3 separate regions of the Mus musculus genome follow, and regions 2 and 3 are each linked to region 1. A link is a loop called in an ENCODE intact Hi-C map of the cell type or tissue named here. Cell type or tissue: left cerebral cortex. All regions are shown on one strand.

The links. A loop is a pair of places that touch in the nucleus more often than their neighbours do. Peaks named below come from ENCODE experiments on the same cell type or tissue, not always from the same donor. Only the 100,000 strongest peaks of a DNase experiment are listed, where the experiment ranks them.
Region 2: a loop joins it to region 1, with 8 times the contacts of the local background. A loop is called at or near these places in 2 of 42 quality-filtered maps.
Region 3: it touches region 1 in a loop (2.0-fold over the local background); 2 of 42 quality-filtered maps call a loop at or near these places.

What each region holds. Positions count from the first base shown.
Region 1 is chr2:104,317,955-104,320,454 of GRCm38, reverse strand. All of the region lies in intron 1 of D430041D05Rik (RIKEN cDNA D430041D05 gene), which reads left to right. Among named protein-coding and RNA genes, the nearest start is that of Gm22501, 91 kb to the right of the region's middle. In left cerebral cortex, no CTCF peak of the experiment used is centred here; DNase peaks (open chromatin) are centred at 84, 522, 732 and 1,424; H3K27ac peaks cover 2,500 bases.
Region 2 is chr2:104,241,604-104,244,103 of GRCm38, reverse strand. All of the region lies in intron 6 of D430041D05Rik (RIKEN cDNA D430041D05 gene), which reads left to right. Among named protein-coding and RNA genes, the nearest start is that of Gm22501, 15 kb to the right of the region's middle. In left cerebral cortex, a CTCF peak has its summit at 1,342; DNase peaks (open chromatin) are centred at 1,378 and 1,828; H3K27ac peaks cover 1,487 bases.
Region 3 is chr2:104,225,248-104,227,747 of GRCm38, reverse strand. The region is part of intron 10 of D430041D05Rik (RIKEN cDNA D430041D05 gene); the gene reads left to right. Among named protein-coding and RNA genes, the nearest start is that of Gm22501, 1.7 kb to the left of the region's middle. In left cerebral cortex, a CTCF peak has its summit at 1,261; a DNase peak (open chromatin) is centred at 1,507; H3K27ac peaks cover 2,175 bases.

The DNA of each region.
Region 1 (2,500 bases):
GAGCCCAAGGGGTGGACACGTGTCCACCGGAGAAGGATGCCACCCACCCACTTTTGGCACATATCAGAAAGAGCGACCGACCGTACCGTTAACAAGATGTAGAAATCCACTGAGGTGTGACTCACAGAAATGTTCTCTCTGACCTTCTGCCCGCTGGGATGGAACACAATAAATTTTAAGATGTAGACATTTAGTGGGAAGTTTTCAGAAAGGCACAGTGATGAATGACTAACGGTGGGGTATGGCTGTGTGGAATGATGGACAGACAGACATACTCTCGTGTTCATGCACACACGTACCCTCGCCCACATGTGCATGTGGGCTTTCTCCTCACTTTTAGAGACCCTTTAAAGCATCATTTGCTGTTGAGAACTACCAGGAGCTGAATAATGTTTTTATCTAGTGTGACTTCAAGTGGCTACGGCAAAACACATCCTACCCTCCTGGGATCATCACTTATGAGCTCCCCCTCCCCCTCTTTCTCCTGCAGAGTCCAGCACAATACTCAGAACACAGTAGGTGTGGATGCTCAGATACACACTCGGTACATATCACTGCAGGAAAATATTTAGGATTTTCTCAGGTCATAGAAACAAGAAACATCCCCCAGGGCATAGGATACCTGCTCTCCTATGTGTCTAGTGGTATGTGCTCTCCCATAGTGTCTAGGAGCTGGAGAGATGGCCCAGTCAGTAAAACAAATGGTACACAAGCAAGGAGATCTGAAGTCAGATCCAAGAACCCACACCGAAAAGCCGGGTGTGGTGGTGTATGCTTATAATGCCAGTGTGGGACATGGAGATGGTGATTTCTGGGTGCTGGCTCCAGGCCAATAAGAGATCCTGTTTTAAAAATCAAGATGGATATGAACTAAGGAACAATACCTGGAGATGACCTCTGACCTACCCGCGTGTGCGCACGCGCGCGCACACACACACACACACACACACACGAGTGGGCTATATTTGTACAGAAGGTGTTGGTCCAATTTGGGGTGATGTTGGCTTATCATAAGAGGGGCAAGGTAGAAGTTTTCTCTAAGATTTAATTACCTATAGTTAAAAAAAAAGCCTGGGGCAGGGTTTCTCCCAGGTATATGAAAATCATTCCTTCTATGATCTGCAGATTCCCATGACCTTGAACTCACTGGTGATGGTATTGATTGCACCACCACCTTCGATTCTGCAGCAGCTGACAGCAGCCTCTCAGCTAACAGCTTTGGGGGTAAGGCTGGTTTCAGCCTCACAGGCATAGCTGGCTGACTTTGCAGCCATGAGAATGGGCAAAGGTTTGTGCAGAGCCATGTCATGCAGAGAGTTTTGATTCGGGGAAAAACAGATCAGCCTGAAACAGGCGAGGGGGAGAACACAGCCGCAGAAGGGTTTTCAGGCTCTGCAGGGCTGCTAGAACCACGTGGAGCAGACCTGAGCTAAGCGCTCTGCCTACAGAAGGCTGCATAGCAACAAGGGAGGAGTCCTCCAATCCTAACTTGAAGAGCTGGCCACAGACAGCAGTGGCATTTCCTCATCTGATTTTTATGGCGCCCTTCTCGTAAAGGGCAGTCTATGGTTTTATTTTATGTGGACTTGAACTACCTCAGTTAATTTTCAAAGTAGCAGCTGTTTAGTGCATGTAATTCAGATTTTCACAAACAACCGAGACATAGGCACATGTTACTTGAAGTCATTTGGCTAGTTAGTAACAGCACAGTGATTTGAACCCAAGGCTAGTGAAGACCTATGTAGACCTTTATAAAACTGCATAGCCCCAGATTTTTACCTTTTTACTAGCCATTGTGCCCGTGCCTGTCTTTTTTGCCATTGTTTGGACAAAGAGGCAGAGCCAAGGGCATGGGAGTAGATTTGCCAACTGGAGCTTGGCTAGCAGAGGTATAAACCTTCAACTGCATGCACAGTAACCAGGAAGAAGGCTCTGAGGAGAGGCCAGAGGGTATTCAAGTGGCACACAGACCACCTGGAAGCCACCACCTGGCCTTTTCTCATTAGCAATTGTCCAGGATTAGAAAGAAAAGACCGGAATGTGGAATTTACAAAGGGCTTGTAGAAGAAGGCACTTGGGGGACATCCAGGCTGCCAAGGGTGGTCTGACTCTTCAGTCAGAAAGCTGAGCAGCAATGGGCAGGGGATCTTGATTGCACAGATGACAAGCTGGCCCTTGATGTGGCTGAGCCAAAGAGAAAGGGTTGGAAGTGCCAGAAATGGAATATCAGTAGGAAATTTAAAAGTTGAATTTGAAAATCCAAAATGAAGGCAGTACTGGCAGAAAGAGACTTAGTTGTGCTGGCAGTGAGCCTGTGGCTTCCCAACCTTCCTCCCATTGTGATGGCCATAACCTTGGATCTGGAGAGTAACTCAAGTTGTGTGTTTTTAGCAGGAGAGAAACTAGGAGCCAATGCTGACCACATTTTGATAAAGAACCGATTTCCAAAGATGAGGAAAAGAAAGGGGAAAAATTTCAATTTTCAGGACTTAGCAAAGGG
Region 2 (2,500 bases), 76 kb after region 1:
CTTACATTTATTAGGATGATCATTCTCAAAAGCAAAGCACAACCCTAGAAAAGAGTATGAGTTGTGAAGGCCTGGAGCAGTTAGGAACCTTGTGTATAGCTAGAGGGATGTGGGATAGACAGCCACTGTGGAAAACAGGACAATAGTTGCTTAGCAATGTAAACATACAGTTACAACGTTACCCAGCAGCTCCATGTTCGTTTGCATATAAAAACGAATCGAAAACAGGAACTAGGAACTCAAATAGGTATCTGTACCATGGTCAGGATGGCCAAAAGCAAACCACGTGCCTATCAATGGATGAAAACAAATGTAGTCTACACATATGGCAGAGTGTTGTTAAGCCTTCAAACAGGAAGGCCATTCTGGTGCCTACTGCAGCACGGTGGCATTGAAGTCGTTGTGCTAAGTGAAGTAAGCCAGTCACAGAAGGGAAACTATAGAACGATTACTTGTCTGTCAGATAGATACCCAGAGTTGTAGAATAATCAGTGATCTTAGTTACAAGAGCAACCTAGGAATAAAAGGACAGAGAAGCTGGGGGTTGTTCAATAGGTAACAGTTAGGGGCAATGAGAAATTTCTGAAGATGGGTGTTGCTGATCATTTGCAAAAAATGCAAATCTACTTAATGCCGATGAAGCATGTGCTTAAAATGATTAAAATATTAAATCCTGTGATATATATATATATATCACATACATATATAACAACAAAAAGGTCTAACTTATCTGATTAAATATAGGATATGTGTATTATTATGTAGATAATTTTATATATGCACATATATGCACATATACATATTTACATATTACCAGCTTTATGGGTTCCTTGGTAGTCTAGGGAGATTTAGTGCTATTAAAAGGTGACAAGTATTCATAAAATATTCACAATAGAGATAAAGATTAAAAGGTCTTACTAAGATTTATTTTTGTTAATTATTTATGTGGTGTGTGTATGTGTGTACGTGTTTGTGTGTATGTTCATGTGGGTGCCCAAGGAACCCAGAAGAGGGCACTGAATTCCCTGAGACAAGAGTTACAGGTGGTTGTGAGCCACCTGATCTGGGTGCTGAGGACCAAACTCGGGTCCTCTGGATGAGCAGCAAGTGCCTTTAGCTCCTAACCACTGAGCAATCTCTCTAGTCCCTAGTGAACTCTTGAATTGTCAGAAAGAACTCTTCTTCTAAGCACTTGGGTACAGAGGTCTGAATATCTGTGGCCAAAACACATTCCAGAACTACTTTCTGGGAGGAGAATAAGAGCTGGGTTGTCCTTAATCAAGGGACTATGGCTCTTGGTTGGAGAATTGAGAGACAACTGCCTCCTGTGGTCATGTGGGGACAGTAGACAGCAAAGTGGAGAAGCTGCTCTGAGCAGCTTTCCCAACGTCAGGACTAAGCCAAGCTTCAGAGATGATGTCTCAATAAGCCAGGTGGGCAAGACAGTACTCAAAGGGACCCTGAGAATTCCTTAACATGCCTCAGCCGAATGTGCAGGCAGGGACAGTATGGTACCCAGGCTATACCTGGGCCCTAGTGCCCACAGGGAGGGTGGCCTAGCATCTATGCTCTGACCTCCCTTCTCTCCCATGCCCACTCAGCCCCCTTTAGCTAACACCACTGGACAAAGGAACCATTGTGTAGTCCTTGAGGGCTGGCCTACAGGATGCCCTCTGTGACATACAGGGCAGTGGCAAGGAGCTCTGGAGAGAAAGGATACACACCGCACACAAAACAGCAAAATCTCCCTGCCGAGCAGCGGTTTTTCTCCTGCTCATGTTTTTCAAATGTTTGAGATATTTTTATCCATACATTGACCCAGAAAACCTCATTCCCGCCCCCAGCAACTACAAAAATGAAATAAGATGAGCACGAGAAGAAACCCATGCTATCTTATGGAACATTTCTCCTCATAATCCACACCAATAAATGGTTCACAAAACAAAGCAACTGTTCTATAAAGGATTTATCTTGTATTTCTGAATTCCTGTTATGCCTATATTCAGTCACCCTGCTCAAAACACCAGGTGCACATTCCTTTTGATGTGAAAGATCCCAGAATATTTGACAGTTGGGCTCTCCATTGATATCTGTATGCTCAACTTTATACTTCCAGAATTGTAAGCCATTTGAGACAGTTTAACCCCTAGAGAAGACACACAAGTAGTTAAAAGCTGAAAATCAAGACTACTTGGGTTCAAATCCTGACTGTTACTGTCTTAGTTTGGGTTTTATTATGAAGAGACACTGTTTCCAAGGCTACTCTTATAAAAGAAAACATTTAATTGGGGCTGGCTTACAGTTTCAGGGGTTCAGTCTATTATCATCATGGTGGGAAGCGTGGCAGTGTGCCGGCAGACTTGGTGCTGGAGGAGCCAAGAATTCTACATCTTGATCCAAAGGCAGTCAGAAAGGGAGTGTAACTCCATACTGGGTGGAGCTTAAGCACAGTGACACACTTCCTTTAACAAGGCCACGCCTATTCCAACAAGGCCACACC
Region 3 (2,500 bases), 93 kb after region 1:
AGAGACCCCAGAAGCCACTAAGAGGAGCAAGTAAGTGGTGGAGAAATGGAAGAGAAGAGAAACAGAAGGACGTGGGCACAATGAAGAGAGGCAGAACTGGAGACTGGAGGGTAGTGAGGAACAGCCTGATGTGAGTAGCTGGTAATGCCACCTGGGACCATGGTGGGGTCATAGCTGTGTTGCTACCAGGAGCCACATCTGAGCCTGTGGACTTGTAACAGCATGGGTCTGTTACCACCAAAGGCCAGGCAGATGTTCCTGGTCTGGGCTGCAGCCCAGGGACATGTTGCTGTCTGAGGGCTGTGCAGAACTGGCCCCATCCCTCACATGCGCATCCTGGGAGAGGTGGCCCTGGGAGCATGAGAGCAGGAGTGCTGACCCTGCCCCTCACCTGCTGCAGCACTTGGGAAAGCAGGCCCTGCATATCACCGGGCAGCACAGTGGAGCTGATCTTAGTGGCTGGAGGGAGCCAGCCCTGTAATATGGCAGAGTGGGTGAGGGAGAGATGCCTTCTTCACCCTTGCCTCTTGCTATCTACAGCAGGTGGGAAAGCTGGCCCTGAAGAGCTGTCTAAGAGCAGGAGAGGTGACCATGACCCTTGTCACTGCAACACTTGAGAGAGCAGACCCTGCTCCTTGCCCGGGCAGCAGGGAAGAGCTGGCCCTGGTGGTGGGGGTTGCAGGAGAGCCAGTCCTGAGGGTGTGGGAGCAGGAGAGCCACAGGCTGACCAGCTCAGATTCCTCTCAGGCCCAGATCCAGGGATTTGAACTGGCCCATCCCAACCAGCATCTACCCTACTGATGAACTGCTGGAATGCATGAGGGGTCCTGCAGATCCAAAACTACAGTATATCCATGACACGGGGCAACAGCAGGATATCCCAGAGGGGTCCCAATGAGGGTCCAGTATCGACAGGGTAGCAGAAACCAGAGGCCTCGTACCAGACCAACGGGTCATTGCAATGAACATTTGCATGCACAAAAAAAAAGTGTAGACAACACACTGACACACTACAGCTCCACAACAAGATTTTTTTTTTCTGTTGGGGTGGACGTTGCAAGGGTGGAGGGTGGGTTTGAGTGTAGGGGAGAGAAGTGGGATTGGGGCATATAATATCACAAAGAATCAAACCCATACAGAAAGAGAGATGGGGGTGCTGGTGATAGCTCAGAGATTAAGCGCACTTACTGCTCTTGCAGAGGACCCAAGTTCAGTTCCCAACACCTCCACTGGGAAACTCTCAGCTACCTGTCACTTCAGCTCCAGAAAGGAAGCTCACCTGCAACTGCACAGGAAGGAGCGAGCTGCTGTGCTTGCTTAGATTCTCAAGAGGCTGTGCGATGAGATAAAGACTGACAGTTTGGTCAGGTGGAGATTCTGGTGGCCTTTCTAGTGGTGGCTCTGGGAAGGTTGGTAAGAAGAGGATCACGGGGGACAGTACTGACAAAGGGGATATGAATAGCACAGTTGTGGGTGCACTGAGACATTGGTTGAGCATCTGTGGAGATGCTGTAAGAGAGAGTAGGTGGTAACAGGGAAGAAGAGGAGGAAACTTGCAAGGAGGTTGGACCTAGAGCACATGTGGAGAGACACCACATGGGCATTTTTATTATAAAGAGAAAGAAAACAGCACCAGGCACATTTGGTAGGTGAAGCCCGAGGATACACTCTTGATTGGTTCTGTTCTTTCCCGGCATCATGAGGTGAGGTTGACAGCTGAGCTTAAGGCTGGAGATTTGAGCAGGGACAACTGGTGAGAACAGCATAGCAGGTTGTCAAGGCAACCTCATCCTTGTGTCCCCTACTGTGTCCAGATAATTTCTTCTCTTCTGAAATCCCAGGTCCAGGTCCAGGGGAGATGGCTCAGTGGCTAAGAGAATGGAGTTCTGAGTTCAATTCCTCAAGAACCACTTAAAAAGCCAGGTGTGGCTGTGTGCACCAATAGCTCCATCTTTAGGGTAGAAACAAGACTGCTGGGGTTTTCTCCTGGGGATATCTAGAGTGAATAAGGCAGCAAGTAACTGAGAAGGCTATCTAGCCCTCCCACACCAATCACTAGTCAAGAAAATGCCCCACAGACATTTCTACAGGCCAATCTGTTGGGGACATTTTTTTTTCTCAATTGAGGTTCCTTCTTCTCAGATGACTGTAGCTTGTGTCAAGTTGAGAAAAGACTAATAACCAGCACACCAGGCTATTTCACCTGCCATGCAGCCTTTCCCCTCACTGTCCAATGCTTCAGCCTTGAGAGTATGCTCGCCACTCAGCATTCTTGTCCTGAGTAGACAGATAAATCTTCTGCTAGATGTTAGTGAGTGCCATGGAGAAGACGTAGGCAGGAAGTGTTGTGGATACTGAGGGATGAAGTGATTTAAGTTGCTGGGGGCCATGAAGAGGATCAGTGAATGGCCAGCTACATCGGAGGTGGGAGGGGACAGAAAGATTCCTGAAGCCATCTAAGACCTGGGTCCAGACAGAAGAGGGTGGGAGGCTGAGTAAG